7 separate regions of the Homo sapiens genome follow, and regions 1, 2, 3, 4, 5 and 6 are each linked to region 7. Evidence: chromatin loops called from intact Hi-C (ENCODE). Cell type or tissue: endothelial cell of umbilical vein. All regions are shown on one strand.

The links. Peaks named below come from ENCODE experiments on the same cell type or tissue, not always from the same donor. Only the 100,000 strongest peaks of a DNase experiment are listed, where the experiment ranks them.
Region 1: a loop joins it to region 7, with 18 times the contacts of the local background. A loop is called at or near these places in 2 of 110 quality-filtered maps.
Region 2: it touches region 7 in a loop (17-fold over the local background); 45 of 110 quality-filtered maps call a loop at or near these places.
Region 3: it touches region 7 in a loop (3-fold over the local background); 33 of 110 quality-filtered maps call a loop at or near these places.
Region 4: a loop joins it to region 7, with 13 times the contacts of the local background. A loop is called at or near these places in 95 of 110 quality-filtered maps.
Region 5: it touches region 7 in a loop (30-fold over the local background); 12 of 110 quality-filtered maps call a loop at or near these places.
Region 6: it touches region 7 in a loop (10-fold over the local background); 5 of 110 quality-filtered maps call a loop at or near these places.

The regions. Positions count from the first base shown.
Region 1 is chr6:20,950,872-20,954,871 of GRCh38, forward strand. All of the region lies in intron 9 of CDKAL1 (CDKAL1 threonylcarbamoyladenosine tRNA methylthiotransferase), which reads left to right. Among named protein-coding and RNA genes, the nearest start is that of CDKAL1, 420 kb to the left of the region's middle. In endothelial cell of umbilical vein, a CTCF peak has its summit at 2,349 (motif pointing right); DNase peaks (open chromatin) are centred at 1,990 and 2,330; H3K27ac peaks cover 1,482 bases.
Region 2 is chr6:20,873,424-20,877,423 of GRCh38, forward strand. The region is part of intron 9 of CDKAL1 (CDKAL1 threonylcarbamoyladenosine tRNA methylthiotransferase); the gene reads left to right. Among named protein-coding and RNA genes, the nearest start is that of CDKAL1, 340 kb to the left of the region's middle. RefSeq lists an enhancer at 3,658-4,000. In endothelial cell of umbilical vein, CTCF peaks have their summits at 580 and 2,125 (motif pointing right); a DNase peak (open chromatin) is centred at 2,148; H3K27ac peaks cover 1,703 bases.
Region 3 is chr6:20,782,839-20,786,838 of GRCh38, forward strand. All of the region lies in intron 8 of CDKAL1 (CDKAL1 threonylcarbamoyladenosine tRNA methylthiotransferase), which reads left to right. Among named protein-coding and RNA genes, the nearest start is that of CDKAL1, 250 kb to the left of the region's middle. In endothelial cell of umbilical vein, no CTCF peak of the experiment used is centred here; no DNase peak of the experiment used is centred here.
Region 4 is chr6:20,562,401-20,566,400 of GRCh38, forward strand. The region is part of intron 4 of CDKAL1 (CDKAL1 threonylcarbamoyladenosine tRNA methylthiotransferase); the gene reads left to right. Among named protein-coding and RNA genes, the nearest start is that of CDKAL1, 30 kb to the left of the region's middle. In endothelial cell of umbilical vein, a CTCF peak has its summit at 1,977 (motif pointing right); DNase peaks (open chromatin) are centred at 2,081 and 2,551; H3K27ac peaks cover 941 bases.
Region 5 is chr6:20,402,654-20,406,653 of GRCh38, forward strand. All of the region lies in intron 1 of E2F3 (E2F transcription factor 3), which reads left to right. It overlaps LOC124901482, which reads right to left and starts at 119. Exons shown (of 3, transcript XM_047419652.1): 1 at 1-119. The coding sequence starts at 119. RefSeq lists silencers at 1-360, 561-1,180. In endothelial cell of umbilical vein, a CTCF peak has its summit at 2,069 (motif pointing right); DNase peaks (open chromatin) are centred at 928, 1,278 and 2,098; H3K4me3 peaks cover 2,396 bases; H3K27ac peaks cover 2,228 bases.
Region 6 is chr6:20,809,820-20,813,819 of GRCh38, forward strand. The region is part of intron 8 of CDKAL1 (CDKAL1 threonylcarbamoyladenosine tRNA methylthiotransferase); the gene reads left to right. Among named protein-coding and RNA genes, the nearest start is that of CDKAL1, 280 kb to the left of the region's middle. RefSeq lists an enhancer at 542-1,136. In endothelial cell of umbilical vein, no CTCF peak of the experiment used is centred here; a DNase peak (open chromatin) is centred at 1,572; H3K27ac peaks cover 1,834 bases.
Region 7 is chr6:21,587,857-21,591,856 of GRCh38, forward strand. No RefSeq gene overlaps it. Among named protein-coding and RNA genes, the nearest start is that of SOX4, 3.9 kb to the right of the region's middle. RefSeq lists enhancers at 1-581, 1,349-1,448, 1,459-1,508. In endothelial cell of umbilical vein, a CTCF peak has its summit at 1,587 (motif pointing left); DNase peaks (open chromatin) are centred at 5, 585, 965 and 1,565; H3K4me3 peaks cover 1,792 bases; H3K27ac peaks cover 1,602 bases.

The DNA of each region.
Region 1 (4,000 bases), 640 kb before region 7:
AGGTAGGAGAATCACTTGAACCTCGGAGGCGGAGGTTACAGTGAGCCGAGATCGTGCCATTGCACTCCAGCCTGGGTGACAGAGTGAAACAGTCTCAGAAAAAAAAAAAAAGAAAAGAAAAGAAAAGATGGAGAGTGGAGAGCACACACCGGGTAGTGGGAGGTAGAGTTAGCAGATTTTCCAAGGATTTTTAAATGATGTGTACTTGATGTAGGTTTCCCTGCCATCCAGTGCTCTTTAACTATAGATCCCCATAATCATTATTTACAGTTTTTGTATGTTTGTGGTTATTTTTAGAGACTACTCATGAATAATTGAAACAACTTATCTTGAAAATTTTCCTCAAAGATAAAGCAGGAACTACTAGAGAAATGCTACTTCTTGACTAGATAAAATCAGTCTTCACCCATATTTTAATTCATTACAGTGAAGCTCATACATAGTTATAGTGAGCCATAATCTTTTGAAATTGAATTTTGGCAAAGTTTGATTTTTCAAAGAGGATTTTCTTTGTGGTGAGACTATTTTATTGAGGATATTATCCTTCTTTTATTATCAAACTTTTAGGTCTTCTACTTCCGTCTCCTGTCATCTCAGATTGCTATGGCGCAGAGATGGGAATCTAGCTGTTGGGGTTGCTGTTTATTCAGGGAAAAATGGCTTGTGTTTCATCTACAGGCTGGTCTGTAATTGCTTGGGTAAGATGATAATGGAATCTCATAGCTAAACTTAAGGCTTTTTTCCTGTACAGTGCATTTCATTCTTCCTAGTATTTGCTTTTCCTTTTACCAAAATTAATGCATCAAAAGGATGGTGGACGATCTGATGAACATAATGTTCATTTAAAAAGTTGGGTAGACTGAACAATTTTTGGGAAAACGAAAACAAGTCAGGTAGATGAACAATTTTAGAAAAAAGTAAAATCTTCCCTTGGATGCGTGAAAAAACCCTAATTTCTGTCTCCTACTTTCCTACCCCACCACTTTCTTTTTTTGCATGTATTTATTTTTACAGGCATGGAAGTTTTTAATGGGCATTCACTTCTCTTATCTTAGTTCTTCCTGCTTTTATCTCTTTTTCATTTTCTTTTTTTTTTTTTTTTTTTGAGACGGAGTCTTGCTCTGTCGCCCAGGCTGGAGTGCAGTGGCACGATCTCGGCTCACTGTAAGCTCCGCCTCCCAGGTTCACACCATTCTTCTGCCTCAGCCTCCCGAGTAGCTGGGACTACAGGCGCCCGCCACCATGCCCGGCTAATTTTTTGTATTTTTAGTAGAGACAGGGTTTCACCGTGTTAGCCAGGATGGTCTCGATCTCCTGACCTCGTGATCTGCCTGCCTCGGCCTCCCAAAGTGCTGGGATTACAAGCATGAGCCACTGCGCCCGCCCCCTCTTTTTCATTTTCATGTGTTTATTTTCCTGACATATACTTACCAAATTCCAAGTTATAGTGCAGACTGGGACTATCTTACTGAACCTGACATTGTGTCCATTTTAAGCTAGCCCAGCAGGCCCTTCATTTTGGTCTAAGGCTGTGTTCATGAAGACTGTCCCATTGTATCCCCACCACCAATAGGGATGGATGCAAAGGGTCCAGGACGTTAGTCAGTGTCCCCTTGCCAGCTCTTAGCTAATAGCCAGTTTAATGGTGAATCCATATCTATCGTGAGCTGGAAGAGCTGAAGGGCACACGGTAAGGGCCAAATAAAGGTTTGGATGAATTGAGAACTGAACGTGCAAAGAAATAAAGCTCATAACTGAAGTCCTTAAGAAATGAAGCTTTTTAGGCAAGCACTTCTGTCCGTAAGTCTAGCCAATTAAGTGTGCAGATATAAGCATGTGTCCCAATGTGTGTCCATGAGTGACTACTGAAGCCCTCAGGTGCTCTGGTGACTTCATATGCAAGCGTGGCCTGGCAGGAACTGCCTGTGCTATGACTAATCAGGAGACTTTCCAGGGAAAAGGATGTCAGGCATGGGGATTCCACATTTAGCGTCACTTTTAGTATGTAATGACTTCCATATCCTATTTGAAGGATCCATTCTCATTAGGATTCTTCATGCTTGAAATACACCCTTACAAAAGCTGAACTTTCTCACGTTGACTAAGAACAAGATCATCTTTGACAGATTTTTGAATTGAATTGGCAAAGCAAAATTCTCCTCAAGTCCAAGGGTTTCATTTTGCTCATGCTCTTTCGTTCCATTGTGTTTTAAACCAGGTTGCTATTATATAGAGTATTTTAGCAGCCTTGATCTTGGAAACATCAAGACCATTGTTCCTATTGTTGCTGATTTAGTGTTACAGCTGCTTCCTCTTTATGTGATTTAATTTGAGGTTTCAGCCCACCAGGGGGCTATTGGTCCCCACCTATGCAGCTTGAAGAGCTGGCTGCTGTTTCTCTATGGATGTTATTTCCATTCCTATTCATAGCGATTTTTCCCCTTCTATATTCATCTAGCAACAGCAAGGCACTGTTCCAGGAACCCACACTCTCTACATAAGGCATAACATGGAACCATTTGGATGGAAAAATTATAAATTAAAATTATTCTGTTCATTTTAAAATATTCATATTGTGTTGCTCAAATGCCAGTAACTGGAAAATCATGGATAATGTCCTGTTTTTATAACCTCTTTCAGAATGTTTTAAAATCTGTTTATGTTGTTACTTAGCCATCTCTTTTCCTGGAGTGGATTTTGTGATAAGATTTTGTTAAAAAAAAGATTGTATGAGTCCAGCGCCTAATGGCAGATATAATATTAAAGATGATACCACTAATTTCAGTCCACTTTTTAAATAGAAAAAGATTTATTCCGTGTACAGAGAATATTTATAAAATTGTACACCTCTAAAAATAGCCTATGGACATGCCAGACTATTTCTTTGGAGGATAAAGCTTTTTATTAAATGATTAAGATTAAGCAAAGGTTTATTATTTCTGGAAGTAGGTATTTAATTTAAACTATGAAAACCCATATATCCATAATACTACTAATTTTCAGATGCTAAAAATATCTTCAGCTTTTAAAATGTATTGAGCTTTTTATTTTTTAAAAAGCTTTTTAAGTGCTCTTTTTTCTATGTATTCTGTTCTCAATGCTAAGTTATTGATTCTTTAATTTGGGAAAACTAAAATCTTATTTCTATCCTTGTATTTTCCATGTTGTGTGGGTGTGGGTGAGGATGTGTATGTCTCAGAAAGATAGACAGGCAGGAAAAAGTGAAAATGTTTTCATATGGTTTAGTTTTTTGCTGAAGTAATTATATTTCTTATGCTAAAGGAAAGAATAGTGATTGGAAATCTTTTTGCTGTGTTTTTTTCTACCTCATGGAACATATTAAGAGGAGCGAAGATCTTTATTTTATGCTTTTTTATTCTGTGAGTTTTAAGTCCACGTTCACATAAAAGCCATGTGTTTTATTTGTTGTCTCTCTTGGCTAGGAATATTTAAATGTATTTTTGAAACTCTTCTGTTCTGTCAACTAAAGGTAATTTAAAATTATAATTTTAAGACACTTTCTAGAAACTTATACTTTGGTTCAGGCTAAAGTCTTCAGTTTGTGTGCCTGTGTGTGTGTGTTGAGGTTCTTCAGAAGCAACAAACCACTTGAGCGTGAGCAAATTTCACAGGCTCCCTTCATTGTTTGTTTTAGCCTCGTTAATCATTTGGCCTTTGAAAATAGGCTGATCATTTCATTGAATATGGATTGAGAAAAGTTCTGTGTGCCATGAAAGGCCTGAATGGCTCTTGCTGACTCTGTTTTATTCATTTTAAATAACATGAGGGGGATCCCAAAGTATTTCCTCTGGACTTTTGAAGCATTATCATTGCAGGGTATGATATTTGAAGTCAGGATTCTTTATAACAATAATAACGACAAGAATATATATACATTTTCCTAAAGTCTGATTTGTGGAAAATAGAAAGCAAACTGTCAGTAAACAGGTTTTCCAACACAAACACTCAGTTTAGGCAGCAACCAACTTTTTTGAATGCA
Region 2 (4,000 bases), 710 kb before region 7:
TCTTACATGCCAGACATTGTGATTATATTTATAATCACGATCACATAAGAACCTTACTGAGTATGTATGTAATTTTCCTATTTTACAAATGAGACACAGAATCACAAAGAAGTTAAACAATTTCCTCAAATTTACATAGCCAGGAAGCGGTAGTTCTGTGGCCCATGATCTTGATCACTCTGTTGTTCCCAATAAGTGCTGATAATCAGTATTTAGAATAGGGGCCATTAGAGATACTTGCAGGAGGGCCATTGTCCCACCCTCACATCCACCAAGGCCCCCACACATTGTATTTATTTCCGTGGGTGTTTTAAAAGGCAGTGCTTTGTTTCATGTTACAATTTTTGTAACCTTGCTTAATTTTTAATATTCTTTGAGCCTTAAGAAATCTAAGAGACCAGGTTTCTCTTAACTTCCAAGAGGTCCTAGTGAGTGATTGCAAAAAAATTGGATTGCAGTGCATCGAGTTGCTAAGGGGAGGTGAAAGAATCGAAGTAGCTAACATTTGGAGGTTAAGGAGTAGTAGGGCAGGTCCGGAATTCTGTGTGGAAGGTGCTTAAGGGTGGCAGTCCCAGATGGGGGAGCTGTGGGTTTAAAACAAGCAGCCTGATTTTACTTAGAATTATGTTTGTTTGTACTGGCTTGAAGGACGTTGGGCCTGGGATATAGAAGTAAATAATTGGGGTTAGAGGTAGAGTTAGGGGGAGATGGCTAAAGCCCCATAAAAGCTACTCTTTGGTGCCCTCAACCATGGAAACAATGGAAATGGTATGGTAGATGATGAAATTGTATGGAGGAAATGGCATTTTTACATTGGGGGCTATTTATCCATGTTTCTAGATGAAAAGGAACAAGGAAATAGCAAGTTTTTTTGTTTGTTTGTTTGTTTTTTTTTTGAGATGGAGTCTCGCCCTGTCGTCCAGGCTGGATGATAGAGTGGTGTGATCTCAGCCCATTGCAACTTCCGCCTCCTGGGTTCAGGCGATTCTCCTGCCTCAGCCTTCCAAGTAGGTGTGATTACAGGTGCCCGCCACCACGCCTGGCTAATTTTTTTTTGTATTTTTATTTTATTTATTTGTTTGTTTGTTTGTTTATTTTTAAACTTTTTTTGAGATGGAGTCTCACTCTGTAACCGAGGCTGGAGTGCAGTGGTGTGATCTTGGCTCACTGCAACCTCCGCCTCCAGGTTCAAGCGATTCTCTTGCGGAGCTGGGATTACAGGCATAAGCCACCACACCCAGCTGATTTTCTGTATTTTTAGTGGAGATGGGGTTTCACCATGTTGGTCAGGCTGGTCTCGAACTCCGGGCATCAAGTGATCCGCCTACCTTGGCCTCCCAAAGTGCTGGGATTACAGACATGAGCCACCGTGCCAGGCCACAATATTTTAATATTCCTGAAAAGAGGCATCTTAATAGATGAGAGGGCGACTTCAGAAGAGATGGGAAAGGAAGGTAATGTTAGACAAACAAAAGATTAGGGACATTCCTACTCTGATACAAGAAGGAGCAAAGAGAGGTTGTGTCAAAAAACTTGAGATATTTTGAACTGATGGGAGGAGGGTTAAAGAGTTTCAGAATAAATAATGTCTAGCAGGCCGGCGCGGTGGCTCACGCCTGTAATCCCAGCACTTTGGGAGGCCGAGGCGGGTGGATCATGAGGTCAGGAGATCGAGACCATCCTGTCTAACAAGGTGAAACCCCGTCTCTACTAAAAATACAAAAAATTAGCCGGGCGCGGTGGCAGGCGCCTGTAGTCCCAGCTACTCGGGAGGCTGAGGCAGGAGAATGGCGTGAACCCGGGAAGCGGAGCTTGCAGTGAGCCGAGATTGCGCCACTGCAGTCCGCAGTCCGGCCTGGGCGACAGAGCGAGACTCCGTCTCAAAAAAAAAAAAAAAAAAAAAAAAAAGTCTAGCCCTTTTGATAAGTAGGTGGCAAGACATGCTTCCAAGTAAGCACTGAGCATTTGAAGAGATGGTTACATATGACTTGATCATTCTGTATCTTTGTAGACCTTTGAATTGATAAAAGAAAAAAAATAGTGCTTCCCACTCTTATAAAATGTTTCAGTATGTACAGTTATAATATTTCATGTTCACCATTGTCTCTGAGATGTGGGGAGGGGGGTTGGAAGATTGATTCCAGGAGAGGGCAGCAGCGCTGTAAGCATTTAATTTGGGTATATCCTTTCTCTGTTCCCTTGGCTTTTAAAAATTAAGTAATAATGTGTTCTCTGTCTCTATTACCTTCACTAATGAAAAAAAATAGGGTCTGTAAAGCTATTTAATAATCTTACAATTTATTAATTTATTAGTTTCACATTACTAAACATGGCAATTGTGGAAAATACAAAGCTACTGAAAATTATCCTCATATATAATAGATCTATTTGAAACATTTTGGTATGATTTAGACCCAGTTTTGTCCTGACTCTGTGTGTGATTTGTATAATAAGAAATTGAAAAAAAGGCTTACTAGCTTAAATAGCTTTAAAAATATAAACTGTGGGAACATAGGACTAATTGGGCTTGTTGAAAGAATTTTTAACAGATAAACATTAATTTTTATTAAGCACAGACCGAATTGAAAAAGGCTAAACTTACATGTTAAAATAATTTGGCAATCTAACTGCAGATTCAAAATTTCTGAAAATGTAAATAAATTAAAATGTAGGCAGTGTTTTACCATCTGTAATGAATTAGCATTCCATTTTTACCAGCTGCTGCTGGGGTTTTTGAAGCTGACTCAGGATCTGAGCACCCTGGTGGGTTTCTGCTGATAAATATAAGAACCTGTAGTTTAAAACTGGCAGAGCTGGACTGGGGATTAGAAAAGTCACTGCAACTTTAAGCAGCAGATTCTTTCACTTGGGGCAGGATGTAAGGGTGTACTTTCTCTAAAGATGCCGTCAGTACAAATGCGGAGGATAGATTACTACTGCTTGCTGCTAACATGACAGGACATTCAGGGTGCCACTACTGTTGAGTGTGGAGTCAGCCTTGGAGGAAAAAATCCCCAAAACCTTCTTTGGCAATTGTCTCTTATGTAGTGGACATATTTTAGGCAAAATGACAGCATTTGTGCATTGATGGGATTAATGCTTCATTCTAAGGATTAAATTCGTTAATATTTTTTCTTTGTGTACTTTTTTATTCCTAAAACTTTTATTTTGAGCATGCAGGAGACAGGGATTTCTTGGAAAGAATATGAATTTTGAAGTCAGGCAGACCTAGATATGAATGCAAATTCTGTTGCTTCTTAGCCACTTGTAACAGGCAGGCGTAGAATTCAGTGTGTAATCATTAAACATTTTGTTTTCTTTCCTCACATTGGTGAGGATAGTTTTCTTTTGAGTATTTGCTTTAGTGCCTTTAATTAATGAAAAACAACTAGTTAAAAGGTTGGCTAATTCCTTTATGATATACACACACACACGTACACACAGAGCTACCTATCTCCTCTCTTACTTTTTATTGTCAGTCTTTTTATTACAAATTAGTCTTCTACATATTATAAATTTAAATGCTAACTAGAACCAGCTAAAAAGTCAATACACTTGTTCAATCAACACTTTTATTTAACACATAGTATGTGCTGTGTATTGGAAGGTCTGGTGATGATGGTTCCAATTCTGGCCTTCTGAAGCTTATATTCTAAATGGAGGATGCTGTAGACTGCTGTGAATACGGTGGAATCAATAAGCATTTACATTGTGATGGGAAAGACTTTTGTGGTTAGGGAAGCATTCCTGCAGGCAGTGTTGTAAAATGTGGAGCACTTTACAAAAAATATGTTCATAATAGCAATTACGACTGAGGGATATGAAAACACCTCAACTGTTAAATAAGCATGGTGATTCTGACCTGGACAGATTTGTGAACGTCATCTACAAGTCTTTGCCATCTAATATCTGATGAGATTTAGGGATTTTTAGCCTAATATCTTGAAAGTATCCTTGGAGTTTTCAGATCCTCACTTTGTCCAAACTTGCTGTCCTGTTC
Region 3 (4,000 bases), 810 kb before region 7:
TAAATTATCATCATGGTACAGATTGCCTTGCAAATTGGACAATAATATTTGGAGTTTGCTGGCTAATCACACTTTCTCCTGAAAAATGCAGATTTTTTTTTCTTTTTTTTGAGATGGAGTCTCCCTCTGTCACCTAGGCTGGAGTGCAATGGCGTGATCTTGGCTCACTGCAACCTCTGCCTCCGGGTTCAAGTGATTCTCCTGTCTCAGCCTCCCGAGTAACTGGGATTACAGGTGCACGCCACCATGCCCGGTTAATTTTTTCTAATTTAGTAGAGATGGAGTTTCACTGTGTTGCCCCTGCTAGTCTCAAACTCCTGAACTCAGGCAATCCACTTGCCTTGGCCTTCAAAAATGTTGGGATTACAGGCATGAGCCACTGCACCCAGCTGAAAAATGCCGGTTTTGTGTGTGTGTTTATGCGGGGCTTTTGGCTAGACACATGCCTTTAAAACATTAGTATTTCAGGGTCTGTCAAACTCTGTTAGATTAGGATCCATTAGGTCTCTGCATGGTAACTTTCCAGGTACGTATTTGGCCTACTGAGTGTCTGTTTTTAACTGTTTATTTTTCTAGTCCCTATGTTCTTCTTCATTTTGTCACTCCCTACTTCACACCCCAGTATTCAGTCTTCCTGAACTACTTGAAATTCTCAAAACTCCAGATTCTTCTCTGTCTTGACTGCAGGCCTCCCTGTAGGTTGAAGGGTTTTCCTGGCATGTCTGTCCTTCCCCGTTCACCTCATGGGTGAGCCTCCTGCACTCAACTATGTGCTCATTTCTTGGGATGTCTGCTTGTTTCTCCCTCCCAACCAGGCTAAATCTATCCCTCACTCTAATTTGTGTCCACAACATTCCCTATGTATCCTGATTATGGCACTTTACACACTATGTCATTTGTATCTTCCACTACAATGTAAGCTCCTTGGGGGCTGAATGTGTTTCAGTTGTCATTACATTATTATCTTTGAGTTCAGTGTTTAGTACAAAGTGAGTACAATTGTCCCTCGGTATCTGTAGGGGATTAGTTCCAGGACCTCCTCAGATACAACATCTATGCATACTCAAGTACCTCATATAAAATGGTGTAGTATTGGCCGGGCGTGGTGGCTCATGCCTGTAATCCCAGCACTTTGGGAGGCCAAGGTGGATGGATCATGAGGGCAGGAGATTGAGACCATCCTGGCCAACAAGGTGAAACCCCGACTCTACTAAAAATACAAAAATTAGCTGGGCGTGGCGGCGCGTGCCTGTAATCCTAGCTACTCGGGAAGCTGAGGCAGGGGAATCACTTGAACCTGGGTGGCAGAGGTTGCAGTGAGCTGAGATCGTGCCACTAAACTCCAGCCTGGAGATAGAGCTAGACTCCGTCTTAAAAAAAAAAAAAAAGTGTAGTATTTGCATATAACCCACTTACTTTTTCCCATATACTTTAAATCATCTCTAGATTACTAATAATACCTGATACAATAGAAATGCTGCCTAAATAGTTGTTATACTGTATTTTAAAAATTTGGCTTCTTTTAATTATTGCATTATTTTTAAGTGTTTTTTTTCTTCCAGATATTTTATTTCTTTTTTTTTTTTTTTTTTTTTTTTTTTTTGAGACAGAGTCTCACTCTGTCACCCAGGCTGGAGTGCAGTGGCACCATCTCGGCTCACTGCAACCTCCGCCCTCCTGGGTTCAAGTGATTCTTCTGCCTCAGCCTCCCGAGTAGCTGGGACTATAGGCGTGTGCCACCACACCCAGCTAGCTTTTGTATTTTTAGTAAAGACGGGGTTTCACCATATTGGCCAGGCTGGTCTCGAACTCCTGACCTTGTGATCCACGCACCTCGGTCTCCCAAAGTGCTGGGATTATAGGCATGAGCCACTGCACCTGGCCCCAGATATTTTCAATCCATGATTGGTTCAATCTGTAGATATGGCACACACATGGATACAGAGGGCTGCCTGCACTCAATAAATATTTGTTGAGTAAATGTTTTATAAGTTATGAGTTCTTGTTGCTGTACATTAATTAAAAATTAATCTTAAAAATATTTAAAATTTTTTTAATGTTTACAATTTTAAATTTTAAAAATTTGCTTTAGGTAACCATTTTCAATAGCCTTTAGGTAAAATTTTTTATGTATATTATTTGAATTTTCCCTCTTGTAGACTTAATGTTTTCTTCAAATGGGCCTGCTCTTTAAAAGATTGAAAGCTCACTGGATTTGGCATCACTCTCATCCTCTTGTATCCTTCACATTAGAGTAGAGTGTTGATCCTCGGTACATTAGCAAATAATGCTTTTGATATTAAGAAAATTTAATCCATATTGTCCCAGAATGAGAAATGGGTTTCTAATTTTCTCAGACTGCTAATCATCTTCCTGAATCAGTTGCAGCCTTATCACTTGCTCTCACATGAAAGCATTCCCATACGTATTTGTCCACACTATCATTCTATAACATATTAGCTTGGATTTCTTTTTCTTTTTTTTTTTTTTTTTTTGAGATGGAGTCTTGCTCTGTCGCCCAGGCTGGAGTGCAGTGGCACGATCTTGGCTCACTGCAACCTCCGCCTCCTGGGTTCAATTGATTCTTCTGCCTCAGCCTCCTGAGTAGCTGGGACTTCAGGCACACGCCACCACACCCGGCTAATTTTTGTTTTAGTAGAGATGGGGTTTCACTATATTGGCCAGGCTGGTCTCGAACTCCTGACTTTGTGATCCACCCACCTCAGCCTCCCAAATTGCTGGGATTACAGGTGTGAGCCACTATGCCCAGCCAGATTTCATTTTTTTCATGCTGGTGGAGCTCATTGCTTTTTTTCACTTACTTTTAAATGTTTTAATATGATTATACTCATAATTATTTTTCAGTAGAAAATGAGCCTTCTCAGTAAAATCCTCACACTTTTCAAAATTTTATTGCTTCCACATTAAATATGTAGATTTCACTTTCCATAAATTTTTCATTTTTCGTTTAGGAAAAGGGTCCCATTTGTAGCAACTTTTATTGTATGTATTAGTAAATTACTGAAGTTACTATTAGAACCATTAGACTTTGCAAAGTTGTTATGCCTTGTTATATTTCTAGCTTAAAATATAAAAGTATGGCTAGGTGCAGTGGATCATGCCTGTAATCCCAGCACTTTGGGAGGCCAAGGCAGGTGGATCACCTGAGGTCAGTAGTTTGAAACCAGCCTGGCCAACATGCTGAAACCCTGCCTCTACTAAAAATACAAAAATTAGCTGGATGTGGTGGTTGGTGCGTGCCTGTAATCCCAGCTACTCGGGAGGCTGAGGCAGGAGAATTGCTTGAACCCAGGGAGTGGATGTTGCAGTGAGCTGAGATCACACCACTGCACTCCAGCCTGGGTGACAGAGTGAGATTTCATCTCTAAATAAATAAAATAAAACAAAACATAAAAGTACATCAGTTGCTTTAGCCAAGGAAGAAGTTGAAAATTTCAGATTGTATAAATTTTGGATGGGCACAGCAGGATACGGTGTGTGTGGATATTTATGTAGAATTTTTTAAAAAGTCAACCAAATGTTATGGTCAGTATCATAGGGAGTCAACATGTGCATGAATGGAAGAAATAAGCTAAGGTTGATAAGCTGTTTTCGTCAGGTCTCCCATTTGTGTGACTCCCTTATTTTTTCTTATCTTTTTTTTTTTTTTTTTTTTTGAGATGGAGTCTCGCTCTGTCACCCAGGCTGGAGTGCAGTGGCACAATCTCAGCTCACTGCAAGCTCCGCCTCCCGGGTTCAAGCGATTCTCCTGCCTCAGCCTCCTGAGTAGCTGGGACTTCAGGCGCCCGCCACCATGCCTGGCTAATTTTTTGTATTTTTAGTGGAGACGAGGTTTCACCGTATTAACCAGGATGGTCTCGATCTCCTGACCTCATGATCTGCCTGCCTCGGCCTCCCAGTGTGCTGGAATTACAGGTGAGCCACCGCTCCCGGCCTTGACTCCCTTATTTTTTCTAGCAGTGGGAATACGGTGTGGAGA
Region 4 (4,000 bases), 1.0 Mb before region 7:
AGCCCTACTAAAGATGAAAAAAGGAGAGCCTGGGGATGAAATTAAATCCATCAAAAAATTCACTGTTGGTCAGGCCTGGTGGCTCACGCCTGTAATCCCAGGCTGAGGTGGGCGGATCACTTGAGGTTAGGAGTTCCAGAAGAGCCTGACCAACATGGTGAAACCTCGTCCCTACTGAAAATACAAAAAAAATTAATCGGCTATGGTGGTGGGCGCCTGTAATCCCAGCTACTCGGGAGGCTGAGGCAGAAGAATTGCTTTGACCTGGAAGGTGGAGGCTGCAGTGAGCCAAGATCATGCCACTACACTCCAGCCTGGGCAATAGAGTGAGACTCCATCTTAAAAAAAAAAAAAAATTCATTGTTAGCATGTTATTTCAATCTTTCCCGGCAAATCATACTTAGAGACAGCTAAGTTTATCAATTCTCATGTCCTATACGGTGCTTTTTCTTGAATATACGGTAGACAAGAGGTAAGGCCTAATGGGTGAAGTAACTACATTTCTGAGTTAGTGTCTAATTGTTTTTGATCACCTAGTTCCATTTGACAGAAGATGTAGTGCTTATGGCTCATCCCATTGACTCTTTCTCTGCTTTCACTCCTTCAGCAGTGTTTTCAGTAGCCTTTTTGGTGATCTTATTGACTTGTCTTTTTTCTGATGTTCTTTTTAATTGAATTGCTATATGATATAAGATGGAATGATTGTGTTTTAACCATGATCTTCAAGTCTGCTGTGTAAAGAACTAATGATTGCAGTTTGAGTAAAATTCTTAGTAACAAGTGAATCAAAGATAAAGATAGATCATTGAGAATATTTTTTTTCTCTCCATGAGGAAGTTCATTATTAGCTAGCTTACAAAAATGAAGGAATTGTGAGAGTGTTCTGGAATAAATGTTATGGCTTAATAAAACTATTCAGAAAATCACTGAACAATACAAAAGTGGAAGACATTGAAAATGGTATATGGACACATCTAAGATCAAAATTAAGCCAGAGAAGCTTTAGGGAGAGTATTTGAAGCTTATCATTTCCATTTGTAACGGCTTTTTATATTGTGGTGTAAAATCATGTGCAAGCCATAAACAAGGGCTTTTAAAAATATTTTTGTTAATTTTTTTTTAGTTTTATAGAGATGGTGTCTCACTGTGTTGCCCAGTCTGGTCTTGAACTCCTGACCTCAACTGATCCTCCCATCTCAAATTCCCTAGTCACTGGGATTACAGGCATGAGCCACCACACCTAGCCAACGAGGGCTTTTTTTTTTTCTCATTAACATAGAGATATGAAGAATACTATATTGGATTAAAAGTTTTTGCATTTGTGAAGTGTAAGCAGCTGTGTGAATGTAGTCAATGTGTATTCTTCATTTAATAAACATAAGTATCTTTTCCTTTCCAAATTATACAAAAAATACTAAAAGCAATCAAACGATTTTTACAGAATCTTAACTAATATAAAAATTTGTTCATTGCTTATAATACAGAATAATTATATAACTTGGCTCATTATCTAAGCTTAATGAATTAATGTTGGAATGTAAAAACGAGCAATTTTAAGCCAGCGATGGCTCAATCATTTTTAACTGAGGGATTTTGGGATCAATTACTAAAATGTTCTGAGCCTCAGTGTCTTTAAAATGTAATGATGCTCTATTAATCTCATGAAATTGAAGTGAAAACAAATGTGAGGTAATATGTTTTTGGAAATATTTATAAGTTTAAAAATAGCCTGCTTGGTACTTGTGCCTGTAATGCTAGCTACTCAGGAGGCTGAGACAGGTGAATTACCTGAGGCCAGGAATTTGAGTCTGTCCTGTGCAACATAGCAAGACCCCATCTCCAAAAAAGCTAATATATTTATAAAGCTTAAATGTTATAAAATGATAAACTGATGGTTTTTGAATTCTTTGCTCTACTCACCTTTCATCTGTTAAAGATGTTTTTGTACAATTTAGCTCAGTTCCTAAATATACCAAAAGATGGCACTGTTTACCTATGTTTAATATTTTAATTTGCATTTTTTGATGAAAAAGTGTGTTGAATGTTTTATCTACAAATGTTTTAAATTGAGGTTATTTTTTTACATTTAATTTTCTGTTTTGTAAATGGATCTTTAATTCATGTAAAGTTTACTAGGACCAGGTTTCATTTTTATTTTGAAATGGTTTGGAAATTCAGATATTTAACAATCATTTTGTAGATATAAACTCCTGTGTGATCCATTGTAATTAATGATAAAACCTTGTATTAATGTGACAGCTAATGTTTCATGGAAAACCTAGTTGCTTTTGTATAACAAAAACCATTAAATTTTTTAAGCCTCTGAAAACAGTCCAGTGATTAAAACATGACAGCCACAAATAAATTATTTATGTGGCTTTTAGGTCACACTGCCCAGGTTTATTCATTTTAGAAAGTTATTTTATCTTAAAAGTACCTTTGAAAATGTAGCAAAACCTTTCATTGCTTGAATTTCCTACTCACAGTTGTGTGATGAGAGGAGAATCTAGGTCCAGGTCCTGCGAAGAGCTTCTCTGGGTGAGAAATGCAAAAATTAGATAATATGAATTTGACTTGAAGTGAGGGTTATTTATATAGCAGGATGTGGTGAATACACTTCCCATACAGTTAGACGGAAACCTCCTGATTGTTCATTTATACAGCCTATTACATCCAATGTAGTTTATGACCTAGAAAGAGAATACAAGTAGGATATTTTTTTATCCCATCAAAGCTATCTATATATATATATATTTTTAAATGAACAGCATTTGTCAGTGATTTTTACAGGGGTGAAAAAGCACAAGACAGTTCCATTACTATTATAAAATGTTTTACTTTTGTTGTGGGGGTAAGTTTAGAAGTCCAAGATATAATAATTTCAGATGTGCTTCTACTGTTTCCTTTACTTAAAAGTAGGGACTATTTTGAGGCAATATAATTTGTATGTTTCAGTTTTTATTTCTCTCTGAAAATCACTTTTTAGGGTACCATGCCTTGGAAAGAAAGTTTACATTTTTTTCCGTTAAAAACCCATCCTCCTAACTCTGAAATGACTGTCTCAGTTACTAAATGTATATAGCTTGGGGGAAGTGAAGGCACAGTTGGCAGTTAGAGGTTTGTTTTTATGTTCATGGGAGTATATGTGCTTATATTTAAATGTTCACTCTTCTAGCAGGGTTTGTTGATGTTAGTAATATGCTACATATGCGATTTGTCTGAATTGTTTAAAAATGCATAATTACAGGAGGATTTGATTATTCAGCAACAGTTCCAGTAGCTAAAGACTATCATATAGATATTTTCTTCCAGTATTTGACAGTGGTTCTGTGAGCTATGAGTAGCATAAAAAATAAAAAGAAGATACTGTGACTCTTTAATACCCTAGAGGCCGTAGTCTTAGGATATTCTTACTGTAGAGATGAAAAAACAGGGCTTCATTAACAAACTGAACTGCTATTTCACCTCTTTTAGTAGATGTGTAATTCTGTGGGTTTGGTAAATAACAAAGGCTTTTTTCCTAAATGATTTAATGCTTTCAGATTTTTGTGGGAAAATTAGAAAAAGCAAAAATGCACTCAGTGATTTTTTTTTTAAACCCCTTTGTTTCTGGACAAATGGACAAAGATAGTTAAGTGTCCCAAAAATGGTTTTAACAGGCTTCCCTCTCCAACCCCATACATACCCTGGCTGTCCATAATTCCAATTTTGGGTAGGTAGTAAAATGTGATATTAGACTACGAGTATTTTCCCTCCAAATAATACTTGTGATTAAAAGAAATGCAATCAAATAGCATTATATATTCGTTATGAAAGAAAGATCTGTCATGCAGATTTTGCCTGGTTCCTTTAGATGCCTTGTAATAATGTGCTAATTTATGCTGATGATCTTGCCTCATGACCCTTCTGTGTGGCCTAGATATGTTAATATGTTATAGCTTTTTAATTTCGATCCTCTGTGTTGGTTGAATATGCTTGTTAGTCCATAGTGCCACTCACT
Region 5 (4,000 bases), 1.2 Mb before region 7:
GCCCCGGCGGGAGGTGGGCTCGCACCGCGCGGGGTCGTGGGCGCGCTGCGGGCCGCTCGGGGAGAGCACTGGGCCGAGCATCGTGGGCCTCGGGGGCTGCCCCTCCAACGAGGGTTCATTGTTAGACCTGAGTGCTCTTCCCGGCGCCAGGAGGGTCGGGGGGCTCGGCCAGGCGCGCGGGGCGGCGGGGATTGCCTTGGCGCGAACCACATCAAACACTCCAAAACTTTTCGCGGCCCCCCCTTCTTTTCCTGCACTTTTCCCTACCCCCACTCTCCCTTCCCCTCCAACTCGAAGCTTCCTCTTTCTCGGGCGTAGGAAGGGGTCACGCCCCGGATGGAGAAGGGGGTGGGGGAGGGAGTAGTGAACTGGGGTGTGGGGGGCTCTGAGGGGTTGAAACCGGGGGACTGTTGGGGTGCTAGCCCCCAGTCGGCCTTGGAGGCTCGTTGGCGGCCGGGGGTCCCTGCGGCGTGCTCGGAGCGCAGGGGATCGGCGGGGCTGCGCTTGACACATTTTAGGATCTGTAACTCCCGGCAACAAAGGGGCTGGGGGAGGTGGAGGGGAGTCGGGCGTGGGGGAGGTGGGGCTGGAAGCCGGGTGCGGACTGGGGCGTGGGCTGTCTGGGGTGAGGGGCTCGCGGGCTGGCGCTCTGGCCTGGGCGCATCCTGGCAGTGGCAGCGGCGGCGCCCGCGTGGCCCAAGCGCCCAGGCCTTCCTCGCCGGGCCCCGGGCCTGCCCTTGACCCGCCTCTCCCCTTGCCCCTTCCTTCCCCGCCCTGTCCCCCTCTCCGCCCCCCGGCGACGGAGGGCGGGGGCAGCTGGGTTCCCGTCCCGCCGCCTGGGTCTGTCCCTCTCTCCGGGACCCGCCGGTGACGTTTCGCACACGTGCGCGCAGGACGCGCCTGTGACTGGGGAGGAGGCGGCGGCGGGAGGGGGCGCTGGAGGGGGAGAGGGGGGCACCCACTTCCTCCTGCTCGCCGGCTCCCTGGCCTGGGACGGTCCCGGCGCCCTCGCACCCGCCCCCGGCACCGCCACCCTCCCTCTCCTCTCCCCACCCCCCCACCGGCGCCCGCCCTCGCCCTGCGCCGCCGGTCTGTTCGGCCCTCCGGGCCCCCTCTCCAGCCGGCCCCCCACCTCCCCCCGGAGCCAGGCTGGTTTCGGAAATGCCCTTACAGCAGCAGGTTAGTGACCGGGACGGCTCGGGGGCCGCCGACGCCGCGGGGGCACCGGATTCTGTTGGGGGCTGAAGCGGTGAGGGTAGGCGGTTGAGCGGGGTTTTGGAGTGGGAACGGGGGGTTGGGTGCTCGAGGGAAATGAGTAAGCAAGAAAAATCTAACTAAGTAAATGCCCCGGCCTCCGGTTCTAGGAACCTCGGGGCGGGAGTGTCTGCCCCAGGGGGTGGGTATGGTGTTTACGTGGATTTTTTTTCTAGGGGGCGGATGGATGGGCGATAGAAAACCGGAGGGGGCTTCTCGCCAATGGCCGAGTTGAGCTCTGTTTTCTGTCTTCCTTCCCTTGTGCTGGAGGGGGAGGGGGGTGGGTCAGAGGGTAGGGTGTCTGTAGGATTCCCAGGCCACCCGCCACCCCCTCCCTTTGTCCCTGTAATTTATAAAGCGCCTTTGAGAGATGATTTAGGTCAGTATGCGGCTTCTCTTTTTGTTGGTACTAGAAAGAAGTGTGGCCCGGAGGTCTCCCCTTTCTCCTTTTCTCTCCTTCATTCCCTTCCTCCATGCCTCCGGGTCTTCACCCTCGTGGTGAGGCTTGGCCTCCACGGGGCTAGAACCGAACCAGACTCAGTTAGATCCATGGTAGCCTGATTATACCAGGCGTGGACCTCACCTTGTCTCAGCTCCAAATGGGTTTAATTTTTGGAGAATCAAGATTTTGCGGGAGTCTTTAAGAAAGTCAGCACATAGGCAGCACTTTGGGAAATGGGATGGGTTTGGGAATAATGAGGCGTTTTTTATTTCTTTCCTGTTCCCAGTTTCTCCCCGGGTTCGGTCTTAACTGCTTTCCAGCCCCAGAGATACTTGCTGGGCATGTGTGATGTAGTCTTAGTCAAAGAAGCTCATCGTTTTTTAGTGACTAGGGTCTGCCAGCAGGGGGGAAACGGAGCACAGTACCTGCTTAGACATAGCAGTATCCGGTGTGCTGGGTTTTCAGTCGCAAGAATATTCCATGCTTTTATTAGCTTCAGATACTCTTACTGACTTGACCTAAGCATGTTTGGACATATTTTAAGCATATTTGACCCCTGCACAGTTCTGTTACTATTTCATAAACCTAACCTTAAACAACCAGCTATTGACATACTTCTTGGATTAGATTCACAGATTTGCAGGGGGTAGTTTTGATAATGGGAAATTATGAGAGCTTCAAGTTGATTTTTAAAAAATTTTAACAGTGTTTGTTGGGCCAGGTCCCTAAGACTATCTTTCAAGCCAGGTTTATTATATCTAGTTCATTGTATTTAAGTATTTAAAGTATACTAAATTACCCTCACCATCTTCCAAGTTATTTCAAAACTTTATTCTCCTTGACATGAAATTATTATTCCAGGAATAATAATATCCTTTTGAGTTTATGTGCACACAAAAGGTTTTTCATTACAGGAATATAAATGTTACTCATATACATATTCAGAAGCATTTTTTATATGATTGCAATGTATGCTGAATCATTGGTTATCTGCATTTTTTTTTTTTTTTTTTTTGAGACGGAGTCTCATTCTGTCGCCCAGGCTGGAGTGCAATGGCACGATCTCGGCTCACTGCAACCTCCGCCTCCCGAGTTCAAGCATTCTCCTGCCTCAGCCTCCTGAGTAGCTGAGATTACAGGCGTGAGCCACCACGCCTGGCCGGTTATCTACACTTTTAAGAGCTATTTCTACTGGCCGGGCGCTGTGGCTCATGCCTGTAATCCCGGTACTTTGGGAAGCCGAGGGGGGCGGATCACGCGGTCAAGAGATCCAGACCATCCTGGCCAACATGGTGAAACCCCGTCTCTACTAAAAATACAAAAATTAGCTGGGTGTGGTGGTGCGCGCCTGTAATCCCAGCTACTCAGGAGGCTGAGGCAGGAAAATCGCTTGACCCTGGGAAGCGGAGGTTGCAGTGAGCTGAGATCCCGCCACTGCACTCTAGCCTGGCGGCAGAGCGAGATTCCGTCTCAAAAAAGGAGCTGTTTCTTCTGGGAGGGTGTAGGAAATTTATCTAGTCAATGCATACAAAGTCTTAAGCACTGAATATAAAGTTTGATTTATTGTTTTTCTTATCGAAATTATATTAGACTTCCATGTAAGTCTTCGAATTTTGAATTTTGTTGATATTCTTTCCCTAAGCAGGAAAGACAGGATGGGGAAAGCTAAGTGATTGGCTGAACAAAGACCACCTAAACACTCTGTGTCCAAGAAGAGGTTGAAAAGTCTTCAGGTGGCCAGAGTTGCAGACCTATCTGGTTCTGATCCCAAGTTCTGTCTCAAGAATATCTAAGGACTTAACCAGAAGCAACTTCTTCACCTTTTTTTCAATGGGGGTAAAAATATGAGTACTACCTTACCAGCTGTAAAGCATCTATTATTTACAAATTGTATGTTCATTGGCAAATAACTTAATCTCTCAACTCAGTTTCTTCCTCTGTAACATAGGGACAAAAACAGTGTCACCTTTAAGGTTCTTTTGAAGAGTTAAATATGATAATGCATGTGAACTATTTAGCACAGTGCCTGGCAAAAAGTAGACACCCAGTACAATTCATATTTATTATACAAATGTTAATTTTTTTCTGACTTAGTGAAATAGTGTAAGGCCAGGTGCACATTGTCCCTTTGTTTACATATATGAAGAGAACTGTTAAAAGTCTTTAAGTGATCTGTAATTAATTATTTATGCCCAATTAATTTGGGCTTTTAAATATATAAAACATGGCCATCCTAGGGGTAAAATAGGGACATTTCAGTAAGACACGCCTATATAGAGATAGTGGTGTTGAACTGCCAAGCAT
Region 6 (4,000 bases), 780 kb before region 7:
ATTCTTAGCTGGTTTTTGTCTCTTTTAAGATATGTAACTTCCTTAAGATATTTTTACTTTTAAGATCTTATGAATAGAAATTATTCAGAAGTATTTACTATATTTAGTATTCAAATTTTAACAAATACAAAATGGAAAAACAAGCATCAAGTTGGTTTAAAGATAGATGAAGACATTTCTAAGGAGGCTGAATCACATCTAAACTTTTAGATGGACAGCCCCGCAGACTGATAGTGATCCTTCAATTGTGTCCTATTTTTCTACCCTCTGCTCTTCCACAGTTTTAACTCTTTTAAACCATTATAGAACACTTCAAACACATAGAAAGAGAAGATGGTATAATGAACCCTCAAGTACTTACCTAGCTGCAGCAATTATCAACTCATGGGCAATCCAAATTATTTTATCTGTCTTCCACCACCCTTGCCCCTTCTCTTGCCCCAGCACAACTAAATTGTTTTGAAGCAAAGTGCAGGAGTTGTTGTATCATTTAATTAGTTAATATACCAGTTATGTGTTTGAGACCAGCCTGGGCAACATAGTGAGAGTCTCTCTCTCTCTCTCTCTCTCTGTCACACACACACACACACACACACACACACACACACACACACACACACACACACGTGGTGTCATGTTACGCACCTGTTGCCTGTGGTCTTAGCTACTCGTGAGGCTGAGGTGGGAGGATCGCTTGAGCCCAGGAGTTCCAGGCTGCAGTGAGCTATGATCATTCCACTGCAGTCTAACCTGGCTGACAGAGTGAGACACTCTCTTTTTAAAAAAAAGATTATGTGTGTATGTATGGGTGTGTGTGTGTGTGTGTGTGTGTGTGTGTGTGTGTGTAATATATTGCTAAAAAAAAAAAGTGTTTATTCATTCTCTCTCCTCTCTCTGGAAAACAAAACAACCCAATAACATTGTCACATCTAAAATAAAATTAATTAGGTTTCCTTAATATCATTAAACATCTAGTCAGTCTCCAAGCTTTCACAGTTAGTGCTCTTGTTCATTCGCCCTCTTTATCTCCTTTTCTCACCCACCCTACCCCCAGTATTTACAATTCTTTGTTTTGAATTAGGACCCAAACAAGATCCCTGCAACGCTTTGGGTCTGTGCCACCACAGCTCTGGTTCTTTGTCCAACTTGGCCATCAGACTTGTAAGACTGAAATGGCTTCAATACTATTTTTATTTAGATTCATGTAAGGAATATGAGCAGGAGACATAGCAGGTACAACGTCTTCATCTCAGGAAACCTAGCAGTTACCCTAATGTACAGCTCTTTTCTCATCTAAATAGAATATTTTGACTGCCATGGACAAGAGCCAAGGTGTGTGGATGCTACCTTATCAAGCAAAGACCCAGCCTTGATTTTTCACTGATTTTTTAGGTCATTTTAGTTAAGTAGGCCCAAGGCCTGTGTACCATTTCCTAGCTTTCTCCATCCGGGGCAATTCTATACAGCAGATGAGGCTGACTTAACATTCTGCATTTATCTTAATTCTGTTGTTACCAAGGAGATAAATGTCGAGACGCTGAGGTCATTCCCAGGAAAGTCTGACTCAGCCCTGGCGAATGTTAACCCTTTACTCACCTTGTGTCTTAAGTATCTTTTTGTCTGTTGTTTCATTTTTTTCTTTCTTCGTTTTTTGCAGTTTATTTAAGGAAACCATTTCATTTGTCCTGTAGTTTTCCACATTCTGGATTTTGCTAATTGCATCCTCATGGTGTTATTTAATGTGTGTCTTTATCCCCAGATTGTGTTGTAAACTGGAAATCAAATCTAGGCACTTGACCAGAATTCAGCATTATGGCAAGCATGCTTCATAGCTGGTGCTGTACACTGCATATTACATCATAACAGGGTCTCATGTCTACTCCTCTTACTTTTGCTAATCTGCGGGTTATGTGTTGTTAACTTGATCCAGCCTTTGTAAGATTTTATCAATTTTTTACCTAGTAGTAAAAAAAAAAAAAAAAAAGCCTGGACTGTTGGCTCAATTAGGGGCAGACAAACATATTCTGTAATGGGTGAGATAATAAATATTTTAGGCTTGCAAGTCACAAAAATGTCTATCAAACAATTTTGTTTCTTTTTACATCCCTTTACAAATATAAAAGCCATCCTTAGATCCCTGGTCATACGTAATCAGGGTATAGGCCAGATTTGGCAAGCTGGCTATAGTTTGTCGACCTCTGGCCTGGATCCATTATTTTATTAAGGATTGCAAAATTTTGATATTTTAATTTTATTGCTTCTTCATGTTTTAGTTGGAATTCCTCTGAAAAGAATTTTTTTAAAAATTTGGTTACCCTGCTTTATAGTTTCTATAGAAAGGTAGGACGAATGCCTAATTCCTTTGGTTTTATTTAAGATATTAAAAAATGAATTGGTTCTCCAACATTCTGCAAAGGTAATTGTTAAGTATTATGGTTTGTTTTTGTTTTAATTTTTAACCATGAATCATTATGCACTTGGGGGATTTTCTTTAGAAAAGCATTTCTAATGTGCTTCAAACTATTGCTTATTGGCTAGTGGAGGCTCCTTCAAGTTGGCTCCTATTAATAGATTATTTTGACATGCTGTCAGTAGTCTTTCTAGAGCGTTATTTGAAGAGTCCGACTTACGTATACGTCCATGAAACCATCACCATAATCATGATAATGAACGTTTTCATCACTTCCAAATTTTTCTTTTGCTATTTTATAACTCATTCTTCTCTGCATCCCCATCTGCAGAGAACTGATCTGCCTTCTGTCAGTATAGATTAGCTTGCAGTTTCTAGAGTTTTACATAAATGAAACTATCCAGTACGTTCCCCTATTTTTCTGGTTTCTTTAATACAACCTAACAGCCTAGATTGTTAGATTCATTTGTATCATTGTATATATGATGACTGAGTTCTTTTTATTGCTGAGTAGCATTTCATGGTAGGGCTATACCAACATTTGTTTATTCGTTTACCTGTTGATAGATACCTGGTTTGATTGTGTTTTCTGATTTACAAATACAATTTTTTTAACATTTATTTGTGAATCTTTCTGTGGACATATGCTCCCATTTTTCTAGGGTGTGGTATGGCTGAATTGGTTGTACCATTTTATATTTACACTAGCAGTTTTTGAGCGGTCCATTTGCTTTACCTTGGCACCAACACCCAATATGTTCTGTCAATATTAGCCATTGTAGTGAGTATATAGTTATTATACCTCAGTGCAATTTTAATTTGGATTTCTTTAATGACTAATGATGTTGAACATCCTTTCTGTCTCTCTCTCTCTCCTTGTCTGTCTCTGTCTCTGTCTCTCTCAAGAGAATCTTGCTTTATAGGCCAGCTTGGTCTCAAACTGTTGGCCTCATGTGATCTCCCCACTTTGGCCTCCCAAAGTGCTAGATTACACAGCCATGGGCCATGGTGCCTGGCCTCAGGTATATTTTTAGGTTGAGTGCCTACTCAAATCTTTTGTCCTTTTTTATTGGTTTGTTTGGCATACTATTTAGTGCTAGGATTTCTTTTATATGCTAGATACAAGTTCTTTATTGGCTATGTGTTGAAAACATTTTTCTCTCATTAGGTTACCTGTGTTTGCATTTACTTAACATTGTTTTTTGAAAAAGCAACAGTTTTATATTTTGATAAAGTCCAGTTTATGATATTTTCAAGTATAACTTGTACTTTTTGTGTTTCACATCCAACCTAAGGCCACTAACCCTTTCTCCTGTTTGTCTTTTCTCCCTAGAAATTCTGTAATGTTAGCTCTTATATTTAGGTCTGTTATTTGGTTTCAGTTAATTTTTCCATGTTGTATGAAATAAGAGTTGAGGTGCTTTCTTTTAAATATGGATATGGAATTGTTCCAGCACCATTTGTTGAAAGATAATCCTTTCCCTTTGTCTTGGAACACTGTCGATACTCAACTGACTCTATATATGTGGGTCTATTTCTGAACTCTCTGTTCTGTTCCATTGTTCTGTATATCTCCCTTTACACTAGTTT
Region 7 (4,000 bases):
CTCGTAACTGCGCCCAGGGCGCAGCCTCTCCCTGTTAACTACCTGCCATATGTTCCCTTCTCTCAGACCCGAAACCGCCTCCTACAGGTGCTGGGGACTGAATCTGGAGCTTCGGGCGCGGCCCTTGACAAGGGCGCCTGGCACCCTGGGGCGCCTCCGTGGCCCTCGCAAACTCAGAGAGCCCCCACCGTCCAGTCTTTCCTGCACGAGCGAGGGATCGAGGGAAGGCGCCAATGCACGTCTGTCCCTCCGTGATCCGCGCAGAAGGGACGCTTGAAGACTGGGGTGCAATGAATTGTCGACTTCCCTCAGCTCTCAGCCCTTTTCCTCCCCCCGCGCGCCGTGCACGCGCAGCCTGCTCTGCCCTTCTGAAAGAGACGCTGCAGCTGCGCTCTCAATGGGGCCTCAGCCTGCGGGGTCCGGGGAGGGGATGAAGTGGGTGGTTGCCCAGCCGGTGTACGAAGGTCGTGTGCCTGCCGAAGAGTGGGTCCCACACGCACAGCGCGCGCCGTACCAACCAAGCAAGGCTCACAGAGAGCATTTAGTCGTCCAGAGCAAAGGATGCTGGGCACTCAAGAGAGCAGGGGGCCAAGTGGCTGTCAGTTCTGGTCAGTGACGGAACTGGACAGCATCTCCAAGGGCCAGGGGATGGGGTAGGAGGACGGAGGAGCCAAGCTCCTGGGAAACGACCCCCCCAACCTATCCGCGACCGGTTGCAAATTCAAAGGAGGGCTGGGAGCCCGCGAGGGTGCGGGAGGTGTCCTCGCTTGGGCTGCGTCTGCGCCCGCGTTTGTGTGTGTGTGCGCGCGCGTGTCTTCAGCTCCTTCCCCGGTCGTAAAACCTAAACGGAAGACGGGTGTTAAAATGCTGCTGACAGGATCGCCTGAAACATGTTTACAGTAGGAAGGACTTTCCTCCAGAAAGCACAGTCTGAGTCGATTCCAATTTATTTCCTCCCTGTAACTGTAAGCGAAAGGAGAGGTTCGGCTGCCGCGGCGGAGCGAGGCTGAGCACCATTAATCCTTGGCGAGCTTAAGCCAGGGAGAGCGCCGTGCCTGCGAGACCGAGTCGCTGCGCTCCGGAAGGCGTTCTGCCTGAAGGAAACCTCTTTTTTTTTTTTTTTTTTTTTTTTTTTTTTTGAGTAGGGAGTGGCCTTTGCACTGGAGTCCTTAAGTAAGGCGCGTCGTTTCTCTGCAGCCGCTCTCGGAAGCCGGAGAAACTGCATTCACTTTAGCAAGAAGACAGGGAAACTGAAATTGATAATCCCCCGAGTTGGGTTACCTGATCCAGACAGGAAGCTGGTCTAGGCTTCCCCCGTCACCCGGAGCTCCTGACAAGTGAGCAGGAGGCGGCGGGTGGTTGCCCTAAACTTTGATTTATGAAAAAAAATCAGAATTCATCGACATACCCTGTTACTCGTTGAGCGTTTAAGCCTCTAACTAAAGAAGGTACAGTGGTAGGGAGTGGTAGGGGGGTCGGGAGAGGAGGAAGGGGGAGAAGAAAGAAGACTGACTATCCCCACGATTTCCTACCTCGCCTCGCGGGCGCAGGGAGGCTCAGCGATGCCACCTGGCGGCTGCTTCTCCCCAGATTGGGAGCCGGCTGGCTGCAGACAAACCCAGGCTCTCCCCGGGTGCCGTGCCTCTGCCTCTAGAATAGAAGCAGAAGCCTGTATTCATGCTTGCAATCCAAGTGGCCCTGCAAACATTCGTCTTCTGCTTGTTTTCTTGAGAAAATCGAAGGAAAGGAATAATGAGTTGGCATTGGCATGAACAGCTTAAGCCTACTGTGTGCTAGTCACTGGTTATGAGAGGAAAATGGTACAATTGTTAGAAATGCAGGTTTCTTAACTCTTAGCTTATTCTAGTGATAAAAATAAATGCTAGGTTTCATTTACCCCAGAATCCTATTTTGATATTTTGCAAATATGAGTTATTTCCATATATTATTTTTCAATGCACGCACCCCCACCCCCATTACGCGCTGAGCCCAGTTACAATGCAATGTCATCAGCCCAAAAGGATGAAGTGCAAGTTATGTTTGTCTACTTGACTGAGAAGTAAATCAGCCTCACATGGAGGCTTCTTTTCCATAAAGTGTGGAACCAAAAAAACTGGCGCCTTTCAGTTGACAAAGGCCAATGACATCAGATTTCCCAGGGCTTCTTCCTTGTCAGGTAAAGTAACAACTACACAGTTTTTCCTCCTCTTTATTTTATTTGAACTGAATACTTGTCAGGTCTGACTAGCGCCTACAATCATAGTTTCTATAACCAAGGCAAGGCAAAATCTTGCAAATCAGTGCAAATCCAGATTTGTTAAACTAATTTCCATTCAGGTCCCTCCCTCCATGCCAAAGGAATATATTAAGCAGTGGAATAGAATCTTATTTCATCTATGCCCCATACCATTGTATGGATGTGAGATTTTATGTTGTGTAGATGTGTGAGAGCAGAAGAAATGCATTAGCAGATATTACACTTACATCTCAAATGGAATTCCATCATTTAAGGGAATAAAATAAAATACCTAATTCAAAATTGGAAATGTCTAACATCATTGCTAACAAAGACAGTTTATTATTCTAAACCAGGATTTTTTTTTTCTGCAAAATTATCTTGGCTTTCTCTTAATACAGCTAAAAGACTAGCATTAAGAATTACTTCATGTACTGCAAAGCCAGCAGAGGGAACACTGCGTACTGATTTAGTAGGGGCCACCAAATATCTGGTATTTGGGGAAAAAAATGTCAGTAATGGAGAACTGATTACAGAGCATATGAAGTTAGGGAATGAGAAGGGAGAAATCTTTTCTCATTATTTGGTATTGAGAGGTCCAACACATTCCAGTGTGCACACACTTAGTTGGTCACAAAGATGACTTTAATAAAAGGGCATTCGTCATATGTTTTCTTACATTCTAAGAGAACTAACCCATTAGAACAGATCTATTTCAGAAGTCTAGGCACTTGTGTAATATATAAATATATATGCAGTAATTATAAAGTCAATGGAAGTTACTGATACCATATTTCATCAAGTCTAAGAGGAAATTTTTCTTTTCATTTCAACTCTTCCTGAAATAAGGAGGCATCCTACATCTAGGGGGATATCACAGTTTCATTGGCAGCTTTCTTCCTTGGTGGAATGTAATATAATGGTGTGTCTTAAAATTTGTTGGATTTGTTGAAATACAGAAAATACATGTAACAAAAGAATGAGGCCAGTGGCTGTGTTTTAGTACACCCTTTAAAAAATCCATGTGTTTTAAGCAGAAACATATATGACTGCTTTAACTTCCACTCTTCCCTATCATATTCGATGATGGAAGCATAAATGACTGAGAAATATAATCAATAATGTTGATACTCAACTTGACTGAATTATCAAACTAGCTACACCCTCAAATCATTAGTTAGTACAAATTCAAAAATAAATATTCTTTTTTATTCTAGTGAAAATATTGATCTTATAGATAATAGCCCTCTTAAAATAATTTTTTTTTGTCAGATTGGTAACATTTAAGGATGTGTTTCTATGCACACCAGAGAAAATGTAGTATATAACACAGCAACACTGTTATGCAAAAAAGGTGCCTGTGTGTTTTTGGTTTGGGTTTTTCTTTTTTTAAGGATTTGTTTCTCCTTTTTTAAAAAAATTATGTAATACAAGTAGCTAATCGTCAAAAATTATTTGCTTTTACCCACAAAAACAGTTTTGCTTGTGGTTGATCCTTACAGATCCAGTCAGATGGCTACATAGGGTGTTCTTTCCAGTAAAATTCTAAGTCTGACAACCTGGGCCTATTGCCAGCCTACATACTTTAAAAGTTTGACAAGATACATAGAAATTTACTACCCAGCACTAGTTTAATCTGAATCAAAAGCCGACTTAATTATTTTGGATTGACTTTACCTAACCACTTATGGTTAGCCTGAAGAATATTAGTTTCCTATTATAGTGTTAAGGAAAGCTGATTTTTACTACAATTCTAATTTTCAG